2 separate regions of the Homo sapiens genome follow, and region 1 is linked to region 2. Evidence: chromatin loops called from intact Hi-C (ENCODE). Cell type or tissue: Calu3. All regions are shown on one strand. Each heading gives the region's core, and the rest is flanking DNA. Links, peaks and the distances in the headings are about the cores only. Region 1 has its middle 75 kb from the start of ALG10B. Region 2 has its middle 140 kb from the start of ALG10B.

Region 1 (10,708 bases), core at 1,047-9,046, 63 kb after region 2:
CAAATAGTCAAATAGATTGAAAATAAAAAGATACATACACACACACACACACACACACATATATATATATATATAACACAAACACTTACTAAAAGAGGAGTGGCTATTTTAACATAAGACAAAAAGAGAATTTAAGACAGAAGTTAACAAAGAATATTTTATAATGATAAAATTACAAATACATCATGAAGGTATAACAACTATAAACACATACGCACTGAACAATGGAGCTACAAAATTACATGAAGCTAAAATGGACAGAATTTAAGCAGGGGAAAAGACAATCTAATAATAAGAGTTTGAGACTTCAATACTCCACTTTCAGTAATGACTATAAAAGTAAGCATAACACCTACAGAAAAATATAATACTTGAACAACACTTAAATCAACTAGACCTATAGAATACTCCTCAAAACAAAGAAATACACATTTTTCTTAAGCAAACATGGAACATTCTCCAGAATAGATTATACGATAGTCCATAAAGCAAACCTTAATAATTTAAAAAAGCTGAAATCATACAACATATGTTATTTGATCACAATGGAATTACATTAGAAATCAACAATAAACATTTCTACATAAGCAATGGATCAAAATATAATGAGAGATCAAAATATAGTGAGAGATCAGAATAAAACTAGAAACTACTTTGAGATTAATGAAAACAAAATTACAACATACCAAAACATGGCATGTGGCTAAAGCAGTGCTTAGAGGAAAATTTATAGCAATAAACACTGATATTTTAAAGAATACAAATCTTGAGTCAATAACCTAACTTAATACTTTATACAACTAATAATATAATAATATGTACAGATCATAGATGCACATATATATGTGCATGTATGGTATGTACATATATTCTCTACCTTTTCCTCTTTCCTTTGCCCTTCTTTCCCATCTCTCTCTCTTTCTCTGCTATCTATCTACCTATCTATCATCTATCTATCATCTATCTATCTATCTATCTATCTATCTATCTATCTATCTATATCTGTCTATCATCTATTAATATCTACCAAGGCTTTTTGTGTGCCAGGAACTGTTCTAGCCACTATAGATGTGCAACTCCCAAGTAGCTTATGTTCCAGTGAGTAAAATTCCACTAGGTATCTGGGACCTGAGCAAAACAAGAAATGTTACTTTTCATTTTTCAATGTCTCTAAATACTCTGTGACATGTAAGATAAACCCTTGACTTTGTAAAGTAGTTAGGCAGCTTGTTTGTGTCTATGTCCAGATGATACATAAACACCATTACCTCATCCAAACCCTAGCAAATCTTCTCTGACTCAGTTAAGATTCTTAAATTTAAATTCCAAATGTTCTACAATAAAAGTAGGATGTAAATAATTTGCTGAAATTTGGCAGGGGAAATTGAGGAAGAAGACTTTTAAGGCAGAAAAAGTCATTTAAAAAAAGCATAAAATCATATAAGATATTCTGGAAATATCAAATAGTCCCGTTTTGCTGGTGCAAAGAAAAGTTGAACGGGAGCACTATTGTTCAGGATTTAAAGTCTAATTGGAACAGGAAAATGACATTATGTGAACATGGATAAAGAGAATGAACATAGCCCCTTCCCTGCTGAATGTGTTGGAGTGTGGAGTGATTAGCAGTCTTATAATTTTTAAGCTCTTGCAATACTTCAAGCAAGTAAGGTAAGATGGGGAAGGGAACAAAGGTAAAGTCTAAGTGGAGAGAGAGGACCATTGAAAGGAAGAACACAAAGATGATTCTATAGTCACATTAATAGTACATTACAGAACTTTCTCTCACTCACAAGAGTCTTCTTTGCTAGATTAGTAATAACTCCCTTGATTAAAAGGAATGATCCTTATTTAAACTAACAAAAGCTCTATAAGGAAATTTATTATCTAAGAACGAAGAGGTATTTCATATAGTCCAAAGACAGTGATACAAAAATGGGTTGAACCCTGAACATAGAACACCATCATGCCCCATTTTTCAAATTGCTTTTCCTTTTGCATTTCCATAAGTTGGCTTTATTCTCTTTCTATTTCTCTCTCTGTAGAATATTTTTCTCTCTTTTTCTCATAAAACAAAAATGTAATAAAAAATACAAAGGCCTTTGATAGGTCCTGAATTTACATGTTCAGGAGAGTTGAGTTATCCTAAACTCTGTTAATCCAATATTCTCAAAGCCCACCACTAGACAAATCAAATTTCACAACAGGGCACTTTCAGGTTAAAAAGCATGATTCTCAGAAATTTCTCCAAAAAGAACCAAAGGAATTTCTTCAAAGATCACTGTGATCTCGGGACACAATTCATGCTATCTAATATTTTACTATAAACACAATCTGTGCTCTTTGAGTTACTTGAATATTTGTTTCCATGGTGTAGTAAACACATCATGTTAACTCATGAAATCAAAGTTTGTAATGAAAAAACTCTCCATTCTTTTACTTTTTCAATTTTAATTCTCTTAATATTTATTTCTGAATCCTCTTAGAATGTGGTAGATACTATAAGAATTTGATTAATGCTGAAATTAATATAATCATTACTTTCTGACTTTTGCATGTTTGTATACCTTTTAGTATATCCAAATTATATTATATTTTTAACAACAGCATTACATTTTTTCCCCACGGTCAGTTGGTAATCATTTATTTTTGTAGTCGTTGATTATCCGTTGGCTTTTTCTTATTTTCAAAATATCTTTCTTCAACTTGTGTTTGTGGTTTTGCCTTGTTTTTGCCATCAAAATGTTTTATTTAATTGAGACAGATCTATTTCCTAATATATTACACTAATAGGTTAATTTAAATTATGTTCTCATTTTCTTGGAGTCTATAATCATCAGCTACTTTGAGGAGAATTTAAAAAGAAAGTATAAGAAGAAGAAAAAAGAGACATTTGGCCCTGGACATGTTCCTTGTAGGTACCATTTTACTGTCCCTTAGTATCTATCATTATTAATATCACTTAATTTTGATTTAGTGAAAAATTAATTTATACTTAGTTTTTCCATTTATTCCTCTCCCATTTACTCCTCAAACTAGAGCCAACATATTTCTCACTCCTCCATCAAAAAACAAACAAAAAACTCACCCTATCAAAAAATAAACACTGGGTAATTCTCTCTCCCTTTCATGATCTTTCAGCAGCATATGGCAGGTTGATTCTTTTTTAAACTAGCTTTCTTCATGCTTCTATAACAGTTTATTGTTGTTGATTATTTTGTAGGTTACCTATTATCTGCCTACATTTTATTAATATTTCCCCAAAGCTCTTCCTGGCCCCATTCCTAACCTCCTGGAGTGATTTCATGAACTTCTTGTCACTTCTGTTGTAAGAGTATAGAGTACAAACTCTAGAATAAGATTTGCTGGTTTCAAATCCCAACTCTAGGCAAGTTAATCTTGACATGCATCAATTGCCTCTTCTGTGTAAGAGAAAACATAATAGTAACAATCTCAGGTTTGTTGTGAGGACAAAATTAAGATATGTAAATAGTTTTTAAAATTCCTAGTATATAATAAAATAACATAAATATTAGATCATATGGAAACCAGTACTTTTTATGTTGATAAAATTCATGTATCTATCTGTATTAGTCCATTTTCATGCTGCTGATAAAGCCACACCTGAGACTGGGAAGAAAGAGAGGTTTAATGAACTTACAGTTCCATGTAGCTGGGGAGGCCTCATAATCATGGCAGAAGGCAAGGAGGAGCAAGTCACATCTTATATGGATGGCAGCAGGCAAGAGTGACCTGGTTCAGGGGAACTCCTCTTTTTAAAACCATCAGATCTCATGAGACTTATTCACTATCACAAGAACAGCACAGGAAACACCTGCCCCCATGATTCAGTTACCTCCCACTGGGTCTCTCCCACAACACATGGGAATTCAAGATGAGATTTGGGTGGGGACACAGCCAAACCATACCACTCTATCCCAAAATTTATCTTCTGAGATTTTTTTCTTCTTTTATGATCATTCTATTTTTAATGCACAAATATAGTCTATATTTAAAACAACGTAATATAAGAATTATCTGCCTCAGCATTTAATATTTCTGTCAGCTATATGATGCATACTCCCAGTCAAAAATCAGAGATTCATAACTTCATTTTTAAATGGGTGAACAGTGTTCTCTTATGTGGTATACTGCACTTTAATTAATCTTCCACAGTTGGACATTTGTATTGTAATCCAGTGTATTTCTATAATAATACATTATTAATTTAAAAAGTATTTGTTGAATATTAACAGTTAGAAAATTGATAGACTAGAGAGCTATTCAATTTCTTACCATTCAAGTACATAGTTTGCAATTTAGACCTCAAAGACCAAGAATACTACTACAGTGGCAGCACACTTGTGTAGACTAAAGATATTGGTTGGGAGGCCAGCACTGCTATTGAAGATGTGCTTAAATGTCAAGCCCCCAACTGCCTTTGATCTTGGAATTACTTGTAGCCATTATTCCCTTCCTGCAAGACTACAACGTAAAGTGGGATACACAACAATTATTTTAGTTTGTTTTGGACAGCAAGGTACCTAGAAAGACAAGAATCGCCATAAAACATGAATGTTTCAAAGATCTGTGCAGACTTCTGGCAAGGACATTTCCTGTTTTCAAAGATGAACTGGTGAATCTGGTAAATAGAGAAATTCAAAGAAGATATTCATTACAACTTTCTAAATTAGGGTTTTGAGAGTTTCTAAGGCATGACAGAAGCTTGGAGTACTGAATTAGCCATGTTTCGTAAAGCAGGTACTGATATTTTTAAAGTAAGAATGCTAAGGTGACTCATTTTGTTGAGGCTGCAAGGCAGATACCTCAGCTAGAATGCCTTGGGCGATTGCAAAATCTCAATGGCAGTAGCAAGATACTGAACATGGCTTAACAGTTTCTAAATATGAGTCATTAAGCTAGTTCTTAAGTAATATAAGCTTGAATATACAGTTAACAGATCAACCCCTCCCCTTTCTTCCCCATCCTCAGCTTACTCAATAGGAAGACAAAAAGGATCAAGACGTTTATGATAATCCACTTGCACTTAATAAATAGTAAATATATTCTCTCTTTCTTACAACCTTCTTAGTAAATTTTGTAAAAATACAGCATATAATACATATAACATGCAAAATATATGTTAATCAACTGCTTATATTATCAGTGAGGCTTCCAGTCAACAGTAGGCTATTATAAAGTTTTTGAGGAATCGAAATTTATATGCAGATTTTCTACTGTGCAGGGCTCAACACACCTAACCCTAATTGTTCTAGGGTCAACTGCAATTACTTTTCTCCTTTGTAGATTGATTACTTGCCAGGCAACATATTGGCTCTGAGGATTGAAATGTAAATAAGACGTGGTCTGATGTCTCAGAACTCATGGTCTAACAGCAGATGTGGACATATAAACAATTAATAGTACTTTCCAATTAGAAAAAGAAAAATGGCATTTCAGAGCATAGGAATCATGTGCAGAAAAGCACAGTGCCAAGACCTTGTTATGACATATTTGGTAACTGAACAGACATGTTAGCCTTCTAGAAATGAAAATTAATAAAATCAAACAACTCTGAAAAAAAGGAATAACAATAAAGCCCTAACATTCTGTCTTTGACAATCCCCTCTCCTTGGGCAAGCACAAATCCTCAGTGAGAAGACAGTATTCAAAGTTATCTTCTTTCTGGAATACTTTATCAAATTATTATATTAGTATAATTCCTGGTAATCCCTCATATTGTAAGAATTATGTATTACTATGTGAAGACTTTTTTAAAAGTTTACAACATATATTTCCACTAAATTACTCATACTATAGTAATTTTGCCATTTGATTGTATATTTGGGCAACACTGAAAAGATTTGTGTCTCTATTGACTTTTGATAGGAAATGCTCGTACTGTGAGATGCATAGAACATTCCCCAACTTTTCACCTAACTCTCATTCATTCTTCATGTCTCTCCCTAAATGTGACTTTCCATAGCAAGCCTTCCCCGACCTCTTAGACTATTTTTACTCCCAGATTATACTCTTTTCATGTCATCATAAGAATCATACTTTACTGTAATTCTTCATGAGATTATTTTTCTCTCTCACTATGAAACTATAACCAGGGAGCCATACCCTTTTTACTTAACTTTGTACACCCAGAATCCATCACCTGCTTTCTCACATCAACTAAAACCATTAAGTGGTAGAGTCTGTTAATCAGCCATGGCCTTAGAAGTAGTTTTTCCTGAAATTAATGGCACATGACAGTAATATGGCCTATGTTGACACATATTTGAAGGATAGTAGAGTTTAAGCAGGACAGTCTCTTTTCTGGGAACACAGCAAAAACAAACCTGCATATTTGAATATCAAATTCAGTGTTCTTAGCTGAGCTAACCAGTCACAGAAAGGTCAGTCTTATTGTTTGGGCAATGTGACGAGGGATACAAGTAGTGACATTTCAAAACTGATTGAATCAAACAGTAGAATATTAGTCACTGGCTATGATTCTGTCCTGACAGGAGAATGAACTGGCTAACTTAACCACTGTCAGAACTCTATATGGTTTGAAGAAATCTCTATTATAACAGAACTCTATATGGTTTGAAGAAATCTCTATTATAACACAGGATTTTTAAAGTTTATGATATATCATTATCCTAAAACATTAAGGTACAGATGTAAATAGACATGAATGGAAATATCCTCCTTCAGCCTCTAACTCATAACCCCAAGTTACTCCCCTTCCCTAAAGTAGCTACTGTTAATCTTTTGTTGTGTGTTCTTAAAATTATTTAGATATATTTGCATGTGTGTAGAGAGTGCATTTTTATATCACTGATATAGATTTAATGCCTTATATATTAAATAGCTGTATTGTATATTTTGTAGTGTATATGTCTATAATTTAACCATTTTCCCGTTATTCAATCTTTTGATTACCTAAAGATTTTTGCACTTTAAAAAATACTGGAGTAAATATTTTTTAAGTACAGACATCTTTTTGTACAGAATATAGATTTCTTTTAGATACCAAAGAATGGAAATCCAGATGGAAAGACATCTATGTGTTTTTAAATTTTGCTGAAATTATTTTAAAAGGCCTTTCCTTTCCATAGTCTCATCAGTTGAACATGCGTGTACATATTTCTCCACACTTCATCAATTTGAATATTATTAATCTTTCAGGGAGGCTAAAATACCCCATTTTATTTTGGTTGTATTTCCATAATTATAAGTAAAATTGAGTGTTTTTTATACATTTCTTATTTCTTCTTTTACTAATGACCTGTTCATAACTCTTGTCCATTTTTCTATCGTTTTTTTCTCATTGACTTGAATGAGCTTTTAAAATATATGATGGCTATTATTTGTTAGATGTGTTGCAAATGTCTTCTGTCAATTTGTTACTTTTTCATAACTTTGTCAAGACTTCTTTTATTATGTAGGTTGTACATTTATTTTATAATTCTGAAAAGTTTTAAGAAAGTCATTCCTACTTACAAGACAGCCTAACATTTAGGCTTAAATTTTCTTTTTAGATTTACTACTGATTCTTTTTTAAAATTTGATTACTCCTGGATATTGAGTGAAAACAAGAAAGTCTATCTTATATTTGTTAATGGAGGAATTCACCTATATTTTTATAGTGCTTGATTAGATTTTCTAAGGATTTCAATATTTGGTTTATTTGGTAATTTATTTGTATGTCTGCAGTGAATAATGGATCAATTTAACTTTTATATGGTTATCTAGTGCCCTAACTTTATTTATTAAAAATCTGTCTCATTCACAGAAATGAGAGATATCCACTTAATCATATGTTTGTCTTCTGAGTCATAACATATCACATATCTATTTCTGAACTTTCTATTCTATTTCATTGGTTTGTCCACTCATGTGCCAGTGCCACACTGTTTTAATTATAAAGGCTTTATATGTTTAACATAAGATTGAGGGAATTCCTCTCCCTTAGCCTTTCTTTTCAATATTTTCCTAGCTATTTTTGCACATTTATTTTTCCTATATCAAATTTAATATTAATTCATCTGGCTTCAGAATAAATGCTAATTAGTATTTAGTTGGGAACACATTACATGCATAGGTTAATTTAGGGAACATTAACTTATTTATAATTTTGAGACGTCCTGTATATACACAAACAGTGTCTACTTGTTCAGTTCAATTTTTTTTTTTTGAGATAGGATCTCACTCTATTGCCCAGGCTGGAATGCAGTGGCACGATCTTGCCTCACAGCAACCTCCACCTCCTGGGTTCAAGTGATTCTTGTGCCTCAGCCTCCCAAGTAGCTGGGACTATGGGCATGCACCACCACACCCAGCTAATTTTTGCACTTTCAGTAGAGATGGGGTTTTGCCATGTTGGCCAGGCTGGTCTCAAATTCCTGGCCTAAAGTTATCTTCCTGCCTTGGCCTCCCAAAGTACTGGGTCAATTTAATTTTTGTGCTTTTTGGAAATATTTTATAGTTTTTTATATAAGTTTTGAACATTTTAATCTATTTTTTTCTGTAGAAGAAGTTTTCCCTTACATTATAACTTTAAACTGGTTATTATTTGTATATGTGATGCTATTGTTTTATTATTGATTCTTTAAGAGTTTGCAGATATACTATTCCATCATTAACATATATGTCAATATAATAAGATAAATTAGCCAATGCAGTTAGATAAGAGAAAACAAATGAAACAAAGTAAAACCATAAGTATATTATAGTTTTCTATATTAGGTCTATGTTTCACTTTAAATAAGACGGTAGATTTTTGGAGATACACAAAAGTTGCAGAAGCAGCAATTTATTCTATTTTCTTGAGAGTTTGTATTAGAAATGTAGAAATATTCAATTTTGTCAAGTGGTTTTTCACTGTCTATAGAAATAATGATACAATTTTTTTCTCATTAGTCTTATATTGTGATAATACATAGTATTAAACTATGCTTAGATTCATGGTATAAATTCTACTTAGTCATACTATATTGTTTCCTTAGTATGATATTAAAGTCAAATAGACAAAATTGACTTAGGATTACTTCCTCAATATCATAAGCAATACTGTTCTGTAATTTTCTTTTGTTTTTGTGCTATCTTTGTCAGGTTTGGGAATCAACATTGTTCTAGCTTCATAAAAATAATTGTAGTTTTCTTTTTCTTAATACTCTGAAAAAATTTATTGAGCATTTGAAATGTCTGACCTCAAAAAGTTTTAATTTATCTTGACTCCAAATGGGCCTGTGCTTTTCTGTTAGTTGGATCCTTGTTGAAATTTTTTGCTTCATCTGTGAGAGTTGATCTTTTATATGCTTTCAATTTTGGTAACCTGTATTTTCCTAAGAAAGTTTGTGTTTCATTTAGGCTTTCCAATTTACTTGCATGGGGATGCTCAAAATAATAATATATATATATATGAATTTACTTGCATATATATATACACACACATACACATCTATATATACACATATGTAAATTGCATATGTATATATACACACACATATACATACATATATACATATATACACACACATATATGTATGTACATGTGATACATGTACAGTGATAGTCTTTCTTTATGTGTCAACTTGACTGGGTTACAGTCCTCAATTATTTGATCAATCATTAATGTAGGTGCTACTATGAAGATATTTTGGAGATGTGACATATACATATGTACATGTATGTGTATGTGAGTACACACATACATATAAGTTTCCTCACTATCAATACAAAGATAAGGATATGGACATCTTGGGGGAAGGTGGAGTCATTATTTAGCATACCAAAATCTGTCCTTTTCAACTGCTTTTGTTACCAATGTGTGTAGTAGTCAGTGTCCAACCAGGCAAATAAAAACAGTGGGGAATATATATTATTCATTGCAAGGAATTAGTTAACATGATTGTGTAAGCTGGCTAGCTCAAAGTCTAAAATCCACAGGGCAGGCTAGAACTCTCAAGGGTAGGCTGAAGCTGCTGTCCACAGGTGGAATTTTTACTTCTAGAAACCCTTACCTTTGTTTTTAAGATCTTTCAACCAATTAAATCAGGTCCAACCAGATTATCTAGAAAAAATTGCCCTCCTTATAGATAAGACTTTAATCACATCTCCAAAATATCTTCACAGAAGCACCTACATTAATGTTTGATAAAATAACTGAGGACCGTTGACAGATAAAGTCAACAGTCCAATCAAGTTGGCACATAAAGGTGAGTATCACTGTCCCCCCATTGTCAACTTGGCACCCTACACATTTCCTTAAATCTTAATATCCAAATAAGACAATAATAAAGTCATACTTTCACATAACACAACTATCTCGAATACAACCTAAAACATGTTAATCCCTTCCCAAAGGGGATGCAAAGTACATGATATTCCTTCTTCTCCTTTGATATCCTTTAACTTAAATGCTGTGATATAAAGTAAATCATTATTACTATGTATTACATTAGATGATAAGTAAGAAAAGAAAAATAGTTAATATACACAAACATATTCATAACAAAATAAGAAAGAAATGCTGATAAATACGAGAGTACTTATTTCTGTACATGGTCATATAGTCACAGTTGGTATTTCTAACTACCCTTTTCTGCTACCTATTCCATATTCCCTTTGCTCTCTGCAAGGACCTCAGTTGGTGTGATTCTATGCATGACAGGGTGATCCACACGTTCATTCCTGAAGGTGCTGACCCATTAGT
Region 2 (10,708 bases), core at 826-8,825:
TATTTCTTGTTGCTCTTTGTGAATCAAAATGATCAAATAAAAATCATTTTTATCTCTCAAATTCAAGCTAAACTGTTTTTTAGATAGGCTAGGTTCAATTTCAAGCAATAGAAATTTAACTCTGGCTTAAACAATGAGGAAATTCATTATTTCATTAAACAGGAAATCCAGAAGGAAGGCAGGCTTCAAACTTGGTTGCTCTAGCAGCTCACTCTTCCATCAAAGACCCAGGTTCTTTTTTGTTGTTATTTTTTGTTATTGTTATTTGTTTCCCTGCTGTGCTGGCTGCAGCCCCCTACTGAATCCTAAATCAAGATCTGGCAATTAAAATTAAAGCCACAGTACGTAGGATGGATGCAACACCTTTGTGACACTTAACATCCCCTTGACTCTCTCACCTTGTCTCCCTCTGCTCCCTCTCCCCTACTCTCTGTTCCTGGTTCAGTGATCTTCATGCCACACTGTTGCTTGAGGCCTTTGCTCTGTCTCCTGAGCCTAACACACTCTTCCCTCACATCACATATCCATTTGCCCAGTTCCATTGTGTTCTTCAGGCCTTTGCACAAATCTCACAGCTTTATTCTGACCACTTAATTTAATTAAACAACCTATCCCTGGGCACTCTCAATCCCCACTCTCCTTTTATTTTACACGGTACTTGTCACCTTCAGATTTATTACATACTTTATCAATTTATTATGTTGACTGATTATTTTCTTACTCCTATGTCAATCTCCTACTCCTAAATCTCTTACTCCTAAAGTCAATCTCCGCAAAGGCAAGACTTCTTGGTTTACTCATTAGTATATCTCAAGTACCTAGAACAGTCATTAGGAAATAATAAGTGCTCTATTCAATATTAGTTGAATATTGTTGAATGAATGTTTATAAAATGGCTGCCTGTACTAATTAGGTCCATAGGCTTCCTTGTTTATTTACAGGAGGAAAAGAGAACTGGCTTCTCTTGTTCTGAAGAAAGCAAGGAAGCATTTTAGACTAAGGCTCTTTAGAACAACAAAGCTTCTATTTCAGAAAGAACAAGCAGGACTCTGCTTAAATCTCATTGGTTAAAAATTAGATTACACACCCTTTCCTGAACCACTCCAGTGGAAGAAATATAATTACCAAGATTGGTTTAAATTAATCAGAACCTACTTTCTAAGTTTGGTAATGAGTTGAAGTCATCTAAACTGAGTCACACGGGTTTTGTGAGGAAGAGATGAATATCTTTACAAAATTCAGGTTTTATAGGAAGAAGAGAATAGATCTCAGTTAGATAATCAGCCATGCCCACTACATCTCCCACATGTGATGCTTAATTGTTCTTCTCGTAGTTCTTATTTCTGTCATGGTCCCTCAGACAATAAACCTTGGAATTATTTTTTTTTTCAGTGCTCAGCCCTGGCTACATGCTTTAATCACCTGTGGAGTTTTCAAAGCTCCCACTGCCTAAACTGTACACAATAGCAATTAAGTTAGGATCTGGTGTGGTGGTACAAGACATGAGACATTTTTAAAGCTCTAAGTGGTTCTGCAAAAGAAATTGAAATGGACCCAATAAACAAGCAAGGAAGACTGTATTTAAGGCTATTGCAATTAGGGATAGATTGTATAGCAATAGAAGAGAGACGCTGAACTCAACTTGCTGAAACAAAAGGCAAGGAGCATTACTAAGCACTGAGGTGAGCTAGTTGATGGAGAAGTAGTACCAGAAGATATTAGGGGAGAGATTGGTCTGTGGGACGAGGCCCTCTTTGTTTGCTAGTTGGTGCTTATTAAATTTAGGCTCCCCCGTCTCCTGCAGAGACAAGAGAGAGGGGAACTATCTTTCTTGATGATTAAGTTTCAAAGGGATGGCTCCTCTGTCCTTAAGAAAGACATTCCTGGGTTGCAGAAGACTTACTTCTCAAACAGACAGAAAAATTCAGTTGTAAGTTTTCTGAAATAAATCCCTAACAAAAGGGAGATCAGGGACCCATCTTCAGGAAAAATTCTATTTAAAGTTTAGTCAACCTGAGGGGACTATTAAGGCCATCTGGGTCAATTCCTGTGTGCAGATTGTTGAGAACCACCACTCTGCCCCTTTTTCTTCCTCAATAACCATATACATTCAGTTACTGAGTCTTCTTAATTTTATAATTGGTAGGTAAAATTAGGTATCTCTAGTTTGATTCCTTCTTGCCTTACATTTTTGCCCGGATTCCTGAAAGGGATTCCAAACTATTCTTCCTAGCTAGGTTATCTTGCCACTTCAGTAAAATTGCAACTGACTGCAAGAGTTATCTCATTAAATTAAAATACATCTCTTTATATTATTTTCCTACTTAAAACCCTTCACTGCTCCCCATTAGCCTAAGAATATCATCAGATTCTCCTAACATAGTTTGCAAGGATCTTATGAAGCAATCTATGGCCTCCATTTATTTGTTCGTTTCCAAACTATTGAAGGATTACTATTTCCTTTAGATCTAGATCCAATTTCAGCTTCTTTGGGAAGTCTTTCCAGACTCTGCTCAAACTCCCATGACAGGTGTTATTATTATGACAACAATAGTTATTTGCCTTGCATTATGTTTTCCATGCAATTTTTGTGAGCTCTGGTAAGCTAAGTATTCCCCCCCACATCTGTTTGTTGCCACACTCTCTTTCCTCTAGGACTAACACATGTTGGATCAAATGAATTAAAGGTAATTTTGACATTACACTATATCCCATACAAGTATATATAGCTAGTAAGTGGTAGAGCTGAGATTTGAACCTAAGAAGACTGCCTCCAGAAAAAGTATTTGTAATAAAAATCTGTATTGTTCAGAAGTGAAGATGACATGGAACAAAGACTAGGCTGCAATACAACGTGAATGAGAAATCAACCCTTGTTGTTGGCTCCATTTATTACTGAAACATAACTTAGCCTAAGCTCATTGATACAACTCCCTTTAGCTTTGTGTGTGTGTGTCTGTGTGTGTTTTAATGTTTTTTTTTTCCCTATGGTGGTTTTGGCTGTTGTACAAGTGGTAAATTCTTAACGCATTGTTATAAGACCAAATTTACAATTCAGTTAATTAATGTTTTATTTTGCAAATAATAAAAGAATTTCTTATGAATTAGTTTTTGTTTCTTTTGTTTAGAATTATAAACATAAGAAACCAATGAATCAAGCTAGGATTCTATCTTTTCTTTGCCTGGTTACCCGGGTGTTTCCACTTTTAAGAAATTTCAGGGAAGCCTACTTACCAAGTGTCTGACTCCAGTGCTTCATAAATAGCTAATGGAATCACAACTATACCTTTTTTTTCCCACTGGGGAAACAGTTTTTCATATGTGGGAGTTTTAAAGTTATGTCAGAAAGTTCACACCTTTACTCTCGGATTGGCATTGAACTTGAAATTTTGCCTTCTCCAGACTCAAAGAAAAGCTGACCTGAGTCAGAAAGGCAATTGCCACAGAATGTGCTAAAAGAGAATAGCCTCTTCAGCTTTTATCTGTGCATTCACTACTGCTGACTAATTCTGTTCTGCTAATTGCTGTCAAAAAGAAATGCCCATGTTCTTCTGCCAACCTGGGCAAGGCTGACATATTTCTTGGCTCAGGTTCACAATAGCCTTTGTAACAAAACATATTGATCTCCCTTGAAGCGAATCTGACATAGAAATATGTAGATGCTTGCAGTTAGATGCTTTATACTCCTATATATAGACAGATACTTCTCAAATACTATTAGCTGCATTGTAGCTAGTCCATAGCAAACATTCTTTTACCCTCTGTTGACATATGAAATCACCTATGGTATTCTACTTATGTACTTTCTTGACATCTTTCTTTTCAACAATAAACATTTATTTGGCTTAATTATTTTTGGTATGTGAAAATCTAGCACTCTCTATTTTTTTCTTAAGTGCTTTTTATTTCTAGCAGAAAACTGCTTTGTAATTGAAGCCTATAACTACTGTCCATGCTCCAGAAAATATATTTTTTAAAAAATTGCTGTGCTTGGCTTTCATCTGAGCTTGGTATTTCTGCCCTGGCAGCTGGGAGAATATAATAATGGTTGAATACTCACTTCCCTTAAAAAGTTTTCACTGTGATATTTTATTATTTGATTTTTATGGGACTTAAAAATGATATGGTCCCACTCAGGGTTAAAAATAAGAACACATCTAATGTGAAATACAAATTAATGTTTGAAGTGACCATCATTGTGTATTATCCATTTAACAGCTCTCTACTTGTTCAAATAATTTAAAGGTGACTATGTGTAATATTGTTCCCAGAATTCCAGTGTCAATCAATAAATAAAAGCTGTGCTGTGGAGAAAGTATGCTGGATTGAGACAGGTATAGGGGAAATGGCTACAACATTATAATGGAAGATACTGCTGTAGAAAATCATCTATGCAGACAATTTTGGCTTGCCATTTTCATCAGAAGGAATTCTTGTGTTATTAAGCAAGTTATGGAACCAAAGCAAGCTCTCCACTATCCAGCTCTGTTATTATGTGAACACGAACATCACAAAAATTGTCAAAGTCCTCCTTAAAACTTACAGGCTGGGTTAGACACAACTTTCCATCTTCTACAGCCTGTTTCACTTAGAATGTTTTAAATCATTTGTTAATTTTTATTCTTGGTTGATTATACCTCACATTCTGTTTCTTAAAAAAGTAAAACTGTCATCTTTTCTGTTGTCTTTTAGACTCTAATTATATGATCCTGCTCATTTTCAGTAGATCATTTCTCCTTTCACTTTGTTTTCCCTTCTCATTTTAGATCCCCTCTTCTCAAAGTTTCTCATTTTGTTTTCTTTTTATTCTAATCACTGGACCTTTCTTCTTTCGTAAAACTGACTTCTCCCTTGGCACTCTTGACCCTATGCCTATCTGTCAGTTATGTGATCATGCTGTGTTAGCTATCCCTTTGTTTCTTCATTCCCATTCATTCTTCAAAACATATAGGACTTAATTTGCCTCCATGAATCCAATGAGACCATTCTTTGAAAAATCATCAATAGCCCCACAGTACCCAGCCCAGCAGCACCGTGTCAGCATCTGACCTGTTCAAACTCTCAGCAACATCTCATTTATATTTTCCTGCCTTTCATTTGATCAGTTAAGCTGCTGAAACTTGGATTCCCATAAGAGTCTTTGGGATTATCTTAAGTTCATTTTACCAGTCTCTCATTTGAAAATATATGTATCAGGTTGCTTTAGGTGACTGCTCAGCCTCTCTGTTACTCTATCCATTCCTCATGTTGGTGTGGAGCACATTCAGACAATTCTCTCTGTTTCAAATGCTGTCTTGTCTTCTCTTGCTCACACTATAGCGAGACACTATGGTAATATTCCTGAACACAGCTATGATTATTTCTCTCCTGTGCAAAACACTCAATAGTTCTCAACTGAATAGAAAACAAAGTTTGAATTCCTAACTAATGTGTGAAAATCCCTCAACAATTTGGGTCCAACATTCCATTACAGTCTTTATTTCTTACTATGCTTCAACCCACACAACATATATGATACCAATCACCCACCTCAAGGCATTTCCCAAACATGACTTACGCTTTTTAATTATTTTCCTTTGCTCCATCTTCTCTCTTTCTTGAAATGTCCATTTTTTCTTTCCTTAACTGATAATAATCTTTGAACCCATGGGGCATATAAAGTGTCTTGTCCAAATTGAAGTCTTCCCTGATTAAGCCAATGAAAATTAATCTTTCTCTCCCATGGTCTGCTAACATTTTTCATCAATTATTTGTTGAGTATTAAACTATATTCGAAGAACTAGCAATAGAATGATAAACAAAATGTCATGATTCATGAACATTGATTGCTGATAGAAAATGTTATAGTTTGCATTAGATTATAGTCATTTGTGTATAAGCCTGTCCATCTTACAAAATTATAAGGCATGGCTTCCTAAAGGATCATGATTTGCCTTTCACAATACAAAGCTCCTGTGTTAGATGAAATGCATTCAATAAATATTTGTTAAATCAATTCTCTTTAATTAATGTTCAATCATATGATTCATAACAAATAAGAAGACACTCAAGCAATCTGGATGAATGATTGACTTTAATCTGAAAATCTGAGAGGCAAAACTAATAACTAAATAAAAAATGTTGATCATTAATTCATTCTGTACCAGTACAATACTAAAGATGTTTCATTTATTATCTTTCTTACTTTTACAAACAACTCTATGAGATCATCACGTTCATTTTCCTATTTTATAAATGAGAAATAGAGGGATAAGGAAATACAATAACCCTCTTCTCTGATTCCTAATCACTAACAGCCAATCACTAACTCTATTGCATAGACTGCCTATTAATATTTAGTAGTAATAAATATTCAACTTAATTAAAGACACAATTTGATTTTACATTCTGCCAGATCTCATCAATTTAATGTATCAGTCCAATTACGAATGAAACCTAGGTTAAGGTATTCTTAAAATTGTCTTTTTTCTGGGTCAGAACAAGTCATATGGCACCTCTTAACCACAAGAGGTCCAGGAAACACAATCATCTTTTTGCCTCTAAGGCAGAAATTTGGAAAAACTGGTGACAGCATTCCCTAAGACTACCAAAGTTTATCCTTCTGGTCACCAAATACTAGACTACTACCCTTCTTCCCCTAGGCAAAAAATGCACTTATTCATCCCCAAAGAAAGACCACATTAAGCTCTCATCCACTCTCACAGTCAAACTGAATGTCCAAATATCTGAATGATGCACAGTACTATTTATATCAGATTCTAGTGGTATAGGGACAGAAGAATACCTCATTTGGAAAAGGGATGAATGAGGAACACAGAACTGTCACACATCCCTAGTAATTCTGAAATCCTGCTGGTCAGGTGGTATAAGGACTCTTACCCAGAGGGTGGTTAATGTTCCTTAATTAGACTGTGAATCTGCTTCTTGACAGTAACTCCTTATCCATAGTTTGTCATGGCCTCTGAAAGCTCCTTTAAGGAAATTTCTTTTTCATCATTTTTCTTGGTCATATCTGAATTGGGCATGAGAGAAAAAAAAATCCTCCTTCATAAATTAGTAGTATTCTCAGCTCCTTCCCTATATGGACATTCTAAGCACCATTTTAAGACAGTAACAGATGCTTTCGATTCAGCCTGTTGATATTTTTGATAGTGCAAGCCTCTCAAAAACATACTCAATGTTTCTGATTATTTAATAGTTTCTTTCACTATAAATAAGTATTTTCCATAATATTTTCTAATCAATTATTGCCAGGATTTAGGAAAACTAGGATTTTTTGTGTATTCATCTTCTATCTAGTTATTTTTCTAAACATTGTTTTTAACTTGATTAAACTCCTAGTAGATTTCCTTGGATTGCTATGTTATCTGCAATTAACACTTATTGCTGTCTTTCTAATATTCTTCATTAGCTAATTTTCTTGTCTGATAACATATTTTTGATCTTCCAACATAATCTGGAATGTAGCTATGACAGCATATATTTGTGTTTTATTACTGATTTTGTCAATATGTCTAATGTTTCACCATACTTTTTTTAGTTTCCCACTAGATTTTTTTTACCTTTAATAAATAAAAATGTTCTCTTCTATCTTAGCTTTCTAGGAGTTTCAAATACATAACAAATTGACTTTTATCAGTTTATTTTGATTCTGTATTTAGATTATAACATACATTTTTCCCTTTAATTTGTAAATATATTAAATGACATTGTGGATTTATTTCCACTATTGAAGGATTCATGGATTACTGGAATTAAGCAAACTTGGTAATTTTACTTTTTTTTTTGGCTTTATCTATGTGCATAAGTGAGATTTTTCTCTACATTTCTTGCATTGACTTTATCCAGTTTGCTACTGCAATTAGGTTAGACTTGAAAGATAACTTTTTATATTATGGAAATAATCTAATTGTTAGAATAAAGTAACCACATATTTGAATGATAGTGTAATTGAATATGGAACTCTGGATTCTAAGCCATGGAAGATATTATTCCATGGTATTTTTGCCTCCCATGTGGCTGCTGAGGTATCTGATAATAATCTGACTCTTGTTCCTTTACAGGTAGTATCCCCCCTCCCTTTGGTACCTTTAAAGATTTTCTTTATCATTGATATTTTAAAATTTTACTATGATCTGCTGAGAACCAAGATTTGTTTATATGTTGTTTTGTTTTTGTTTGCTTTTTAATTTATCCCTTTAGTACTTAATCTTTCTTCACCATAGGCAAATTATTTGCCATCTTCTTTAAGTAATGATTTCCTTTTATTGTCCCCATTTTCTCTATCTGCAACATCTATAAGATACATTCTACAATTTCTGTGTATGTCTTCCATGCATCTTATATTTTTTATATATTCCTTTCATTTCAGCTCAATAATTTGCTATTCAGCTGTGTCAATTTTGCTATTTGACCATAAAAATATGTGTAGATTTAAGTCCCAACCTCTAATTCATTCTTTTTATATGTAACAACTTTTTGGCATGAATGGCATATTCCTCCTGTTCCTTCGAAAAATTCTACTGGTTATAATTTCTGTACTTATTTTTAGTTAACTCTCCATCTTCAAGTATATGTTCTTGTTTGAAATCTCTTTTATTCAATATGTTAATGCTACTCACATAGTTGGTGATGTGCTCATCATTTTAGTTGCTGTAACCGTAGGCTGTCTGCTTCTGTGTTTACAGAACTTGCCTTGAATAGGGCAGGAACTCTTGCCCAGCTTGTACTCTATATCAGGATGGTGAATACTCACCATGAAATGCTACTAGTGGTTCACTTCCATGGCTTATCTTCTGACTGTTGATGTTTTTTGTTCTTTTCAGATATCATCAACCATTTGGATCCCTGTCCTCTCATTTATCCTCAGGTCCACCATTTATTACTCCTGTGTGTAGACAGTTAACCCATTATTGCCTGGTTCACTTGGAGTTGGGGGTGAGACATGTGTCCAGGAGACACCCATAGCATTTGAAAGTCTTGCACGTTTCCGTGGCAGAATACAAATGAATTCCGTGTGAGATCCCCCAGGTTTTCTCCTGCTCTTTTCTTCCACAACTTCTGTGGCAATATTTTTTTTCTGCAACTTCTGGCATTTTTTCTTTAATAATGTCTGCTTTCAGTATTTCAGGAATTTTGCAGGTTCAAGTTCTAGCAAATTCTCCTCCTTGTGTTTGAACAGCTATGAGCTTTTATGTAGAAAGGAGAATTGCATCATGTGCTTATTTTACCATCCTAAATATTTTTTCAGATTGCTATAAAATTTTAAAAATTCTCATTTATAACCTTCAGATTCCTGAGGTCAGCTCCTCAGATCGAAATTTTTTTAAACACTGTACTTTACCACATGACCTCTAAGTTAAAATAGCACAGTTGGATTTCTTCTGCAATTGGATTTGCTTTGGTACTGTTTTGACAAGCATCTCAAAGCAATCTGGAAAATATTTTTGTTCATGAAAAATCTTCCTTGCCTGCACATCAACTTCTGAAACAAAACAGGTGTGAAAAGCACAAAGCAGAGCAATTTGTACAGATGGTATGGAGGTCAAGAGAAAAAATTTTACATTCCCCAGAGTTGACAGTTGTGTGTAGTGTTAAAAAGCCAGTTATAATGTCTTGCTAATAATCAGTTATTTAACAGGTTTGTGTACTCAGTGGCTCTCCAGTAACATTGTTCTTTAGAATCGAATAGTTGGAAATGGTGTGTTAGACAATATTGGAACTTCTTATAATTAGATGGAATACCAACCAGGGATAGTTGTAAACAGAGACTATTTAAAAGACTAGAAATATTGTACCTAATTTAGTGAGTTTTGTGAAGGAATCTTGTACATTTTTCATTATCAAGCAGCACTGCATTAATTATTTAGCCAAGATTCTTGAGACAGCCACCAAATTGATGTATTGAGTTGCCAATATAAAAATGAGCCATTTATAATTAATTATCCCTAAAGCAATCCTTTTTAACATCAACACATTTTCTTGGGTTTATTAACTTTATAATAAGCCTATCAATATTTTCACTTGGTAACAATCTGAAAGAACTGGACATAAGCACATTTTGCTAGAAATGTTAGTAAAAATTACATAGTACCAAATTACCAAAATATTAAAAATTTAATTCTCATTTAAGAAATTGCATAAGAGATTTGCAGAATTATCTGCAATTTATATACTTTCATTAGACTCTTCCTACTTTGCTTTATGTACTTTCGGGTCACAGGCTCTGGGTAGCACTGCCTTTTTGGCTGGACATCACATGGGTGCAGTGAAGCATCACAAAAATTTCTTCACTTTTAGGGCTATATTAAGATCTTAAACCTACTTGGGGAAGCCATCTATGAATATTCTTGTTGGAACAAGCATTTGTCCTTTACCATAAATTATTCACCATGGGGGATCAAGGGAAATATATCTCATCAAATTTTAGGGGAACATAAATTAGTATAAAATCATTTGGGGTATGAAAGTAATCTTGAATTTCTGTATAGTGTGGTAAGGGGCAACCACATCACACAATCCAAGGACTAGAATTTACAGAGGAAGACTGAAGCCCAAAATAGTTTTACCATCAAGCATGGCTATATCTGCCATTTGAAACTGGTACTTATCTGGCTAGTTCATTCATCCATCTATACCCTTAAAGAAAATTTGTCATTTAATAACATCATGATGACTACTCATCCAACTGCATTTAGACCTAGAGATT

The links. Peaks named below come from ENCODE experiments on the same cell type or tissue, not always from the same donor. Only the 100,000 strongest peaks of a DNase experiment are listed, where the experiment ranks them.
Region 1: a loop joins it to region 2, with 5 times the contacts of the local background. A loop is called at or near these places in 2 of 110 quality-filtered maps.

The regions. Positions count from the first base shown.
Region 1 is chr12:38,386,918-38,397,625 of GRCh38, reverse strand. No RefSeq gene overlaps it. Among named protein-coding and RNA genes, the nearest start is that of ALG10B, 75 kb to the right of the region's middle. In Calu3, for the core only: no CTCF peak of the experiment used is centred there; a DNase peak (open chromatin) is centred at 4,845.
Region 2 is chr12:38,449,745-38,460,452 of GRCh38, reverse strand. No RefSeq gene overlaps it. Among named protein-coding and RNA genes, the nearest start is that of ALG10B, 140 kb to the right of the region's middle. In Calu3, for the core only: no CTCF peak of the experiment used is centred there; no DNase peak of the experiment used is centred there.